Linked DNA regions of Homo sapiens: all the other regions are linked to region 3. Evidence: read pairs that join two places in POLR2A ChIA-PET (ENCODE). Cell type or tissue: OCI-LY7. All regions are shown on one strand.

Region 1 (4,000 bases), 240 kb before region 3:
AGAAAACTTGCTCTATAGAATAAAAGAAATGCTGGCCGATTAGGGAGAAGTCATGCTGAGGAGAGTGGCAGAGAAAGGACCCAGAGTGGGAAGAGCAGGGCAGCTCTGGAGAAATAATAAAGAGCTTGGAAGAAAATTTTAAAATCATTTGAAGATAAGAGTTTGCAATATGCTTTGCAATGTTAACTCTTCTCCCCAACAGCCCACAAAAATCTTGAGTAAAATTCCCATTTTGTCTTCATGCATTTTGGAGTTGAACGAGCTTTGAGGACATTTGAAACATGGAGCATGACTTCCTCTGTGAGCCAGGACTAGTGGGAAGCCTGTTTAGTCCACGAATAATGGGGTTTCTCCCATTTTCCTCCTGTTGCTGTCCTCTTGACTGGTTCATTGTTTACCAGCATATCTGCCAGGGGAGCACAAGGAAAGGAAAAGGTGAAGCTGAGCGTGGTGGCGCATGCCTATAGTCCCAGCTACTCAGGAGGCCAAGACGTTGAGGTTCGCTTGACCCCAGGAGGTCAAGGCTGCAATGAGCTATGATTGCACCACTGCACTCCAGCCAGGGCCACAGAGCAAGACCTCGCCTCTAAAAAAAAAAAAAAAAAAAAGAAAAAGGAGGGAGTGGGGGAAAGGAAAAGCTGAAACCCAGATCAAAGAATTTCACCTCTGTCACATAATCCATCAATAAACGTTGACTGCAATTAATCAAAGAATTATGCTAGAACCTGTGAGGAGAGCCAAGAAGCTAAAACATAGCCCTGCACTGAGGACGCTCACAGTCTCCTCAAAGAGGAAAAGAAATGGGCCCTCAAAAGGGGAAGTGACCGCTCACGTCTGCAGGGATCCGTTCAGCAATCAGGCCTGCCCTGCACTATACGCTGGCACCACATGAAAGCAGCCTCACTCTCTCATCTTAGACTTTCTTTTCTCTAGAGGAGTGATGTGCTGAGCTGTGGTCTCAGAGCCAAAATCCGAACAGGAGATAACCCTTTGCTTTCTGGGAGCGTGGCAGTGGAAGGACTGAAGCGGTTGCAGAGAGCCTGCTGTTTATGTACTGGATGTTCTTGTTAGGCTTAGTAGGAGGTCATTTTCCCAGGCCTGTGGTGTCCCCCAGGATTTTCTCTCCTTTATCTTGTACACACGGACCTGAAATGTCCACATGAGGTCCCACAAATTACATTTTACTTCGCTCATGCACTCTTGGGTGCACCCTTTAGTATAATTCAATTCAGTGCATATCAACGTAGGATCCAGGAATGGGGAGCTCTGCCCAGGCTCTGGGAGAAGCAAAAACAAACAAAGAAGGGTTTTTGCTCCCCAAGAGCCAGTGATCCACCTGTGGGAATTTGGATTGGAAGCAGAAAGCCCCCAGTTAATTGCAAGCACATCTGTCAAAGTGATAATCCCATCAAAAGCAAATGAACCATTGCAGGATAGCCTGGAGCACGAGGGCCTTCCATCTTTGCTTGTTAAGTGGATGGCGGTTGGATAGATGTTGCTGAGATCGGTGCCTCCCATGGCCGAGAGGCAGGCAAGACACTTCAGATTCTGCCCCAGTTGGCACTATGCAAACAGGGTTATTTCTCTCAAACTGGTATTGAAAGAATGCTGCTGCTAATTCTACGAAATCTACAGGTGCATCCTGTTATTGCGGCACTGAGTTGAATTTCTGCAGTTTGTAATTTCCACCAGATTCTACTAGACAAGGGCACAGGGGTCCCGTGGAAAACCAAAATCCACTATGAATCAAATAACCCAACTCTACTCAAATGTCTAGTTCCCAAGCCACTGTTGACTTGTGGGTTGTGCCACCCAGAAAACACTGGGAGAGAACAGTTGGTTTGTATGAATCATGAACTGAGTCCTCCGTCCCTAACAATTGAAAACTGACTTTGTTAACATTTTGTGGCTTGTGGTGACCAGTGCTGTTGGGTCCCACAGATGTTGTCAGAGGGTCCTCTTTCCATTTGAGTGGAGGACGTGTTTCCTGGGGGGATAGCAGCAAAGCTCCCTGGCCACTTCTGTCATGATTTTAGTTCAGGGATGGATAATAGAGTTTATCTCTCAAGCCAGCACTGATGAGTTACCAATGGCGGCCCAGGACAAGGATTCCAAACCCCCTTTGGAGCTCAGTGGTCTGTGGTCTTTGCAGGGAGGTGAAGGCATGCTTGTGTCACATTTTGTCTAGACGTCTGTACAGCTTTTCAGCTGGCTTCCCTCACTCAAATGTGTCTCTCCACTCCACCATTCTTACCCATTGCTTCCAGTTTAATCTTTTTTTTTTTTGACTGAGTCTTGCTCTGTCGCCCACTGGAATGCAGTGGTGCAATCTTGGCTCACTGCAACCTCTGCCTCCCAGGTTCATGTGATTCTCCTGCTTCAGCCTCCCAAGTAGCTGAGATTACAGGCACCCACCACCATGCCCGGCTAATTTTTTTTTTCAGTAGAGATGGGGCTTCACCACGTTGGCCAGGCTGATCTCAAACTCCTGACCTCAGGTGATCTGCCCACTTCGCCTCCCAAAGTGCTGGGATCACAGGCGTGAGCCACCGTGCCCAGCCCCAATTTAATCTTCTGGAAGAATACTTTTCCCTTATCTACAACGTAACATTTTAGGAGTGTCCATAATGTCTTTGAAATTAAGCCCACATTTCTTAGCCCGGTATTCAAAATCCTTCATAACCTGCCCTGGCCTATCTCTTCAGTATTAATTCTTCGCTATCCTTCATGCTGTCTTTGCCACAAAAATGTTCCCAAGCAGACCAGAGAACAAAATAAAAATCATCAACTGCTCACTGTTCCTGCAACACCGCCTCCTCTTTTCTTGGTTTCCTCTGTTAAATCCATAAGCCCAAAGCTCACTCACTCCTTAACACCCAGCTCCAGTGCTACCCTGCTGAAGGAAGTCTCACCGCATCCCTCCCTCTGGAAGTGCTCCCCCTCCTCTGGGCTGTTCCCTTATCTGCATCTTAGGAATATTGAAAGGAATCACTAGCACTGACTAGGCCCTTACTACATGGCAAGCACTGTGCTGAGAATGTTGCATGTCTCTGCCGCTGACTTCTCACAGCAATCTGGCGGGGCCGGCATGCCATCACTATTTCCATGTTACAAGTGCAGGCATTGCATCTCATTGTGGTTGTGAAACACCCACACTCACATAATTCGTCAGGAGTGGTGTCATGTCTAGGTCCCAGGTCTGTCTAACCCTTACACATGCCACAAGCCCATCACTCTCAGGGCATTTACCAATTGAAAACTGCCTTGTAGCTCTCTGGAGACACGGCTGATCATTCCAATGAGGCTCTATGCATCTTTAGAGAGAGGATATGCCTCTAGGTCGCCTTCTTATTCCTAGTGCTGAGTTCAGTACTTAGCATGGAATTAATGCTCAGTCGTTAAGCATTGAATGAATGACTGTATGCAGAACCTTTTTAGAGCTCTGGATTTGGGAAACACAGTTAATAAGGCATCAGCCTTCACTGTATTTCATCAGGCTTTTACTTTGTGGAATTGGGTTTGAGAAAAAAAAAATCACTCAGTTGTGGCCCAAGTCTAGAGTCCACAATTATGCAATATGTTATGAAGGGTTTGATGGAAACCTTCAAGTGTCCGTAGGGAGAATGGTCAGTACATTCAACCATGAATTCAAGGACTAGTATGTGATCGGCCTGCTGATGTAAATTCCTCCTCCTCCTCCCTCCTCCTTCCTCTTCCTCCACTTCCTCCTTCTTTCTTTTTTTTGTTTTTTAATTTAAAAACAAATAAAACGTGCACATGAGCAGTCTAATCCTTTTCTTTGCTGCACAGCTTGGCACTGGGATTGGTGACTCCAATGGGCAGCTGGGCCACTGTTTCCAGGATGGCTTTGCAGTTCTTGGGGGCAACATTGAGGGCAGTCTCAGCACACTGAGATGTGTTGCACCTCAGCAGGACCTCCGGCTTCTTGACGGGGTGGACCAGGAGCTTCTGGAAGCCGCTGGGCAGCATGTACTCTGCT
Region 2 (4,000 bases), 92 kb before region 3:
TAACCACGGACTGGTCACACTGGGGCTGCCTCAGGCAGTGGGGGGTGGAGGAGAAACCACACAAGGCCAGAGGCATCTCTGGGAACTCCTGAGCATACCTTAGAACCAGCAGCCTCCTCCCGGCACGGGGAGCATTGCGGATCCTCACGTGGAGCTCGGTTGAGTTCAGCGCCAGGCTGTCTGGCGGTGACTCGGGCACGGGACAGATCCTGACTTGCTGGAGCATTCAGAGGTGTTCATTATGGAATCCCTGTGGGTTTCCTGTCTCTGTCCTTCCGGCTTCAGTTCTCCATCTCCCCAGGGAATCCTCCCCATGTAACATCAGGCTGTGACTCAGCCCCCAGCATCTTTCTCCCTTTCTCTTACACGCTGGGCCGGATAATCTTTATACTGAGCCTTCTGTGCGCTCCCCTTTTGAAAGCCCCAAATCCTGCTTAATCTCAGCAGAAAGCCTTCCAGCGTGATTTATCAGCCACCCCTTTGTGGTGTTGCAGGAAGTTAAAATCTCCAGCCCGGATTACAAAGACTGCAACTCGGCAGAAGCCATGGACGACTTCATGAAGAGGATCAGTTGCTATGAAGCCAGCTACCAGCCCCTCGACCCCGACAAATGCGACAGGTGATTCCCGTGGCTGGCCGTCTCTGCAAGACCCACATGAGGGTTCTTACTGAATTCTTGATGTTCCCACAAAGGATTTGCTCCTGGATACCTTTAAAAAAATTTTTTTAAGACAGTTTTTTTTGTAGAGATGAGGTCTCGCTATGTTGCCCGGGCTGGTCTTGAGCTCCTGGCCTCAGGTGATCCACATACAGCCGCTGGATACCTTTATCAACTCTCTTTGAAAATATCTTTTAAAAACAATCCTTGATGACAAATCATATTCAGTGGGAATATTTTGAACACTGTGTAGAAGTACAGGAAGTCAACATAGAGTTGAGCCTGATTTTGCTACTGTCCCTCCGATAGTTCCTTTCTTTTTTCTTTCCTTTCTTTCCATTTATTTATTTATTTATTTACTTACTTACTTGCTTGCCTGCTTGCTTAGAGACAGGGTCTCCCTTTGTCTCCCAGGCTAGAGTGCAGTGGCATGATCATAGCTCACTGCAGGTTCAAACTTCTGGGCTCAAGTAATCCTACCGCCTCAGCCTCATGAGTAACTGGGACTACAGGTGTGGGTGTCCACGCCCAGCTAATTTTTTTTTTCTTTAGTAGAGATGAGGTCTTGCTATGTTGCCCAGGCTGGTCTTGAACTTCTAGACTCAAGCAATCCTCTTGCCTCGGCCTCCCAAAGTGCTGGGATTACAGGCATGAGCCACTGCACAGGCCCCTTTCTTTTTTTCTCCATTTTCTTTCTTTTTTCTCCCCCTTTTCTGGGAGGCAGGCCAGCCTCACAGCCAGACACCAGCTGTGGGAGTTGTCTTACGCATATGCTCTGCCCCTTAGAAGGATTCAGTCTGTGCCCTGGAGGGGCCTACGGTCCCGCCTTGCTGTTCTCTGGGGATCACATCTTCGGAGACGGGCCAGGTGCATCCTGCTGTGGGTGGTGGCCTGAGCTGTGGTTCTCGGTGGGGTCTCTCTGCAGGGACTTGTCGCTGATCAAGGTGATTGACGTGGGCCGGAGGTTCCTGGTGAACCGGGTGCAGGACCACATCCAGAGCCGCATCGTGTACTACCTGATGAACATCCACGTGCAGCCGCGTACCATCTACCTGTGCCGGCACGGCGAGAACGAGCACAACCTCCAGGGCCGCATCGGGGGCGACTCAGGCCTGTCCAGCCGGGGCAAGAAGGTGCGGGGTGTGCTGCCGCATGGGCCGTTCTGGCTGTAGGGCGGTTGCAGGGTCTATAGGGTGGGTGGGGAGCTGTGTGCTGCTGCTGCTGCTGCTGCTGCTGCTTGGTGTGCTTGCTGTGTGTGTTATCTGTGTGTGCGCCTGCACGTCTCTATGCATATCTGTGTGCATCTCTGTATGGCTCTGTGTGTGTGTGTGTCTACGCCTATCCATGTGGCTTTGTGTGTGTGTGTCTTTGTGTTACTTTGTATGTGTTTGTATGTGTGTCTCTGGTGTGTGTATCTCTGTGCATGTGTGTGATGTGTGCGCGGTTGTGCACTAGGAAGGGAAGGGGCAGGAAGAGCTGAGCCTGGTCTCTGGGTAGGGTGTGTGCGGCTGTGGCTGTCCCAGTGGCCTGGGGCCCCCACGGTGTAACCAGGTAGTGCACAGCCCTACGTGGGCTGCCTGCTCCAGCCCTGGCTCTTGGAGGAGCTGCGGGCATCTGGAATCAGTGGTCCCCCTCCACCACCTCTCAGTTTGCCAGTGCTCTGAGCAAGTTCGTGGAGGAGCAGAACCTGAAGGACCTGCGCGTGTGGACCAGCCAGCTGAAGAGCACCATCCAGACGGCCGAGGCGCTGCGGCTGCCCTACGAGCAGTGGAAGGCGCTCAATGAGATCGACGCGGTGAGTCCTGGGAGGCGGGCAGGCAGCCTCACCCTCGGGCATGGGGCGGCTTCCCAAGAGGCCCTAGACACCCCTGTGGTTTGTTCCCCTGAGTGACCACTGGGTCCCCGCAGGGCGTCTGTGAGGAGCTGACCTACGAGGAGATCAGGGACACCTACCCTGAGGAGTATGCGCTGCGGGAGCAGGACAAGTACTATTACCGCTACCCCACCGGGGAGGTGAGCGCAGGCTGGGGCGGGCTGACGGTCCCCAGCACACATGACCACTGCTGTGCAGGGCTGGGCCACCCCTCCAGGGAGTTCACTTCCGTGTGGGTTCTGGGGGCTCCTACACCCTCCACCTTGGAACTGAGTCCCCCCAAACTGAACCTTCTAACAGCCTGGGGTGAAGTGCATTTTCCCATAAGCAGAAGTGAGATGTGTTTCCCTAGGGACATAGAACTATATGGGAGAGGAGGAAGGTGGTGTGTGAAGGTCCACTGGGCAGGGTGGTGGGCAGGCTGGCAGGAGGGGTGGCTCTATATCCCCTGGGCAGCGTCTGTGCTTCCCCGTGCACGGTGCCCGGGTGGCTGTGGCTGAGGACGCTGTTGCCTCCTCTGCCGATGGGATCCTCCTGGGCCTGGTGTGTCCTCCCTGCCCGTGCCCTGCTGAGCAGTGTCGTGCCTCAGGCCCCTGCAGGCCCACTGTCCTCTGGCCTCAGACTAAGCCTTACACACCGGGGCCCTGGTTAGCACAGCAGAGAGCCCACAGGAGCAGGAGCTTTTCTGGTCTTTTTCTAAAGTCACAGCCCTCCTGCTTCTTTTTACATTTTTAAATTGATAGAAAATACACATAACCTAAAATTGACCACTTTCATCACGTTAAAGTTATGATTTAGTGCATGTTAGTGTACTCACAGTGCTGTGCAGCCATCACCACAAATTCCAGGCCTTTCCCTCACTGCACAAAGAAACCCAGACCTGTTAGGAGCCGCTCCCGCCTGCCCGGCCCAGCCCCGGCACCGGCCCGTCTGCTTCCTGCATCTGGATCTGCCTATTCTGGGCATTCCATGTCAGTGGAGTCAGATGCCACACGTGCCTTTTGCGCCCAGTTCTTTCACACAGCATTGAGTTTTCCAGGTTCCCCCGTGTGGGAGCGGAGTGGGGAGGGCTTCACTCTTTTTGTGGCTGAGCAATAGTCCACGTTAAACCCTGCTCCTTCTCAACCACTGCTGATGATGGATGATTGATTTTGCGTGGCTCTCTGGCCGGTCTGATGCAGTCTGTGGCCAGCGGCAGAGCCCCTCCCGAGTGCCCTGAGCTCACGTGGGCCCGGCCCTCTGTGCTCAGTCCTACCAGGACCTGGTCCAGCGCTTGGAGCCAGTGATCATGGAGCTGGAGCGGCAGGAGAATGTGCTGGTCATCTGCCACCAGGCCGTCCTGCGCTGCCTGCTTGCCTACTTCCTGGATAAGAGTGCAGGTACCTCGGGCAGGTCGTGGCCCCGGGATGGAGGGAGGAGGGGACTGGCACTCGGCGGGGGGTCAGCCGCAGACCTGCCGTGGCCTGCCC
Region 3 (4,000 bases):
GTTAAAAGAGAAAAAAAACCCATGGAATTTCATCTTCTTAGAAACAGATGTTGAAATTAAGATTCAAAAAAAGCTAAGTTTTCTGCCTCACTCTTCACTAATGGGAATGAACAGAGACAGAACTGAAGCGCACGCTTTGTGGTTTCACAGCCTCTCCAGTCATATCACGACTGCTTTTCATCCTGCCCTTGACAGAAAAGAGACATTCACAGCCCTTTCTCAGATAGGAAAATGACATTATCAATACAGGAATGTGATTTCCTGTATTGATTTCCAATTTCCCATGCTCCCCTATCTCCCTGCATGGGCCGCCATGGAAAATCACCAAAAGCACTCCTCTGATCCCAGGTAGTTCTGTTCCTGCCACCTGTGGCCTTTTGCTCTCCCTAATTCCTCCTTTTCTGGCAGAACCTCTCAGGTTCCCTACGGAAGACCTACCAGCAAGCCACTACAAATTATAGTCAAGAAATGCTTTGTTGGCTGGGCCCAGTGGCTCTCTGGGCCCAGCACTCTGGGAAGCTGGGGCAGGCGAATCACTTGAGGTCAGGAGCTCGAGACCAGCCTGGCCAACATGGTGAAACCCCGTCTATACTAAAAATACAAAAATTAGCCGAGTGTGGTGGCGGGCGCCTGTAATCCCAGCTATTCGGAAGACTGAGGCAGGAGGATCACTTGAACCCGGGAGGCGGAGGTTGCAGTGAGCCAAGATTGCACCACTGCACGTCAGCGTGGGTGACAGAACTAGACTCCGTCTCAAAAAAAAAGAAAAAAGAAAAAAAGAAAATGCTTTGTAAAGGCAAACCCACAATGGTGTGCAGTAGTAATACCACTGGAGTTGCCTGAAAGTGTCGAAGTCAGGCATTCCCTGAGCTGGGAACACTGCATTCCTCTTCATCTGTCCCTATAAGGTATAAAGGCTGCAATGTCAAACCAGGTCCCTGAAATAGCTCCAAGAATCACACGTTTCTGCAAGTAGAGGCACAGACTACATTTAAAGAGGGCCTTGTTCATAAGAATCGGGGGCAGGAATAAGTGCCAAATGATGAAGGGAAAATGACAAAGTAGCCAAGTAGCAGGTTACAGGAAAGCTCTGGGGGTTGATCTCAGGGGTGGCAAGCGGGGCTGTGCTTAGCTCTGGCCTCCGGGATTGTCTTGGCTGTCTGTCGTCATCTCTTGGAGGGGTCCTGATTAGGCGGACAGGCTTCTGTGTGGAGGGCTGGAAAGCTTGGCTGAACTTTTCGGTAAAGAACACAGAGGTAGGATTGAAAGCTCCTTTTCTATCTACCAGGATAATTTGTATCTTGGAAGAATAAAATATACATTTTTTTCCAATTTGTTTTTGCCTGGGCTCTTTCTACCTGTCCTCATCTCTCACCACTGTCTCTCCATCTCGGCTCCAATCTTATCTGAAGTTTCAGCTCTAATGAAATACCTACTGTCAGCGGTGTGCCAAGAATGGGGCCGTGTGAGCCATCTGCCTGGGGTGCAGGCAATAACAGGGACACTGCCCATAGAGAAATTTAAAAACAATCATAAAATAGGCTAAAATCTACTTTTGCCATGTGCTGGCAATTCTAAACAATGTCAGCTACTAAACACACCTTCCAGAAAAAAGATCTCTGGTTGGTATGCGTTCTAAACAACTGCTGGGGTGCTGGCCGAGTTTTAATGATATGTTAAGGTTTCACATTAGCAGATTTTTATTAGTCATTTGTTTGTAAATATTGTTTTCTATATGGAAGTAAATTTGGAGACCGGCCGACTGCTCACAGTCAACTTCCAACACATGTCAACTTAGCTATACGCCCTGGTTTCAAGAGCAAGCCGTTAATAGTTCAGAATCCTTCTAGCTGACTTTGCACATAGTGAGAGCTGCATACTCTTCTGTTTAAACAGTGGAATCAAATAAGCAATGATTATCAGTGACTGGAAAAGAAACAGAACTTGAGTTATTTCGCTTTGCCATCCCCTGTGACCACCTGGAATTTCTAAATCAGTGTTTAAAATTTAAACTGGTGAAACTGTATGAACTGGGGGGTAGAATACTTTTGTTTGGCAAGAGCAAGTTTTAGCTCGCATGAGAAATCTCTTACTAAATGTGATGATAGCTTTAACGTGAAACTGCTTTTTAATTATTGCTTGTTTGAAAACAAAAGGACAAATCAAGAAATTAAATGTCCGTGACATGATTTCATAGCTGCCTACCTTTTACCTTTTGCAAATGCTTTGATTTTATTGCCATTTACTGCTAATTTTTGTAACTGTCTGATTAGACATGAGACACACAAAGTTTGATAAAAGGAAAATGCTACAATCAGCAGTTTTACTCTGGCTGTTACTATCATTCATTTAATTTCATAATTATCACTATCAGTAGTTTATGGAGGGAGATGGTGTTAAAAACGACCTGCCCCAGGTGCCGAACACGCTGGGTGCTGGTTGCTCAGTGTGACCGGTTGTCTCCTGCCGAGCTGCTGTTCCTTCAAGCATGATGCTTTTCCCCTTGTAAGTTCCTGCTCCCACTTTGAGACTCAGTTCACAGCCCCTCCTCTGCCAGACTCTTCCGATTCCATCTCGCCTAAATGATCGGTTTTAATTTCCCTTCTTGCCTTTGTGCATTAGTTTATCCTTGCATTGGCTGTGCTGCGGTTTCATGATTTGTTAGTCTCTTTCTGCCTCTAGATGATGAGCTAATGGAGAGCAGAGATCACAGCTCATTCATCTCAGTGTCTCCAGTTCCCAGCCTAATCCCTGGCACATAATGGGTGCTAAATCATCACTCTTGGAATGAAAGAAGAATGATGTGGCTCTCAATAGCTATTAAATTAGGCTTGGCTTGGAGACTGTTCTTTACGCTAAGTTTTTTCTGTTTTGTCAGCTCAGCGGCTAACACCCTCTCCACAGGTGCTCCCCCTGCCGCTGCCTCGCACACCTCAACACTCACCCTAGCGCCAAGGTGGTGGGCAGAGGAGGCAGGCAGGGGACAGGTATGGGTGAGGATACAGAGGAATGGGACGCGAAATCCAGACTTCTAGAAACTGTGCAGCGTCCCTTGACATCAAAGCAAGGGCAGTCACTGTTTCCTGAGAAGTAAAGCTTAGGATGAATTTACATTGCCTATGAATAGAGTATTCCCACTCCCCAAACCATTCTATATGTGGGAATAATCTAGAAGCAAAAAGGCCAAAATGATTTCCTCTTTTTACTCATTCCATTAACTTTGGTTTAATTGAATACCTACTGTGGTCCAGCACGATTCTAGGGTCTATGGAAAATACCAGGAAAGAGGCACATGTTCATTGCAGAAAAATCAGAAAATGGAAATAGGCAGAAAGAAAGTTTTTCAAAATGCCCATAATCCCATCACCCACAGATAATTGCCATTAGGATTTAGGTAGAGATCTTTTCTTTGTCTCTGTCTGTGTCTGTGCATATGTGTGTGATCTATCAAAAGGAACCATAATACACATTCTGTTTTGTGATGTAATTTTCTCCTAATAACGTATCATGGCATCTTTCCATAGTCCTATGTGCTCTTTACAGTATTACGTTTAGCAGCTAATATTGCTCTGTGCCATTATATGATGACTTCTTCAACCCCCCACTCTATTATTGGACATTTAAGTTGGTTTTAAACTGGCTTTTACTGTTAAGAACCATACCTGTGCTGTTTACAATCATGAATCATTCACTGAGCAAATGCTGAACAGTTTCCTTAAGATAAGTGTCTGGAAGGGGAATGGCCGGGTCGAAGGGTAGGAACTAACGAGCTGCCCCTTCTAGACAGCCTGACGGGAAGGGCTCAGCGGAGTTTGTGACGAACCCATCATGAGAAGCTGATGTGGAACTAGGGATCTCCTGGGCTGGGTCCTACCCCAGGACGTCTCTTCTCTCCACTCTGCATTTTTATCCGTCCCAGGAAATGACTGATGCCACAGCTCAAAGGGGCATGGCCTTGAATAGCAGAGTCCAGGCAGGAAGCATGGCCAGAAGCCCTGCA

What was found. Peaks named below come from ENCODE experiments on the same cell type or tissue, not always from the same donor. Only the 100,000 strongest peaks of a DNase experiment are listed, where the experiment ranks them.
Region 1: POLR2A ChIA-PET joins it to region 3 with 6 read pairs; 2 of 35 experiments call an interaction of 5 or more read pairs at or near these places.
Region 2: POLR2A ChIA-PET joins it to region 3 with 5 read pairs; 3 of 35 experiments call an interaction of 5 or more read pairs at or near these places.

The regions. Positions count from the first base shown.
Region 1 is chr10:6,067,725-6,071,724 of GRCh38, forward strand. It overlaps the pseudogene RPL32P23. Among named protein-coding and RNA genes, the nearest start is that of IL2RA, 7.4 kb to the left of the region's middle. RefSeq lists a silencer at 897-986. In OCI-LY7, CTCF peaks have their summits at 1,203 and 3,884; DNase peaks (open chromatin) are centred at 441, 847 and 1,607; H3K4me3 peaks cover 1,819 bases; H3K27ac peaks cover 4,000 bases.
Region 2 is chr10:6,219,075-6,223,074 of GRCh38, forward strand. It overlaps PFKFB3 (6-phosphofructo-2-kinase/fructose-2,6-biphosphatase 3), which reads left to right. Exons shown (of 15, transcript NM_004566.4): 7 at 495-619; 8 at 1,584-1,791; 9 at 2,307-2,453; 10 at 2,567-2,671; 11 at 3,781-3,910. Among named protein-coding and RNA genes, the nearest start is that of PFKFB3, 18 kb to the left of the region's middle. RefSeq lists enhancers at 1-31, 32-531. In OCI-LY7, no CTCF peak of the experiment used is centred here; no DNase peak of the experiment used is centred here.
Region 3 is chr10:6,310,994-6,314,993 of GRCh38, forward strand. It overlaps a transcript of PFKFB3 not described here. Among named protein-coding and RNA genes, the nearest start is that of LINC02649, 14 kb to the right of the region's middle. RefSeq lists enhancers at 3,392-3,892, 3,893-4,000. In OCI-LY7, CTCF peaks have their summits at 2,917 and 3,121; DNase peaks (open chromatin) are centred at 2,448 and 2,908; H3K4me3 peaks cover 834 bases; H3K27ac peaks cover 845 bases.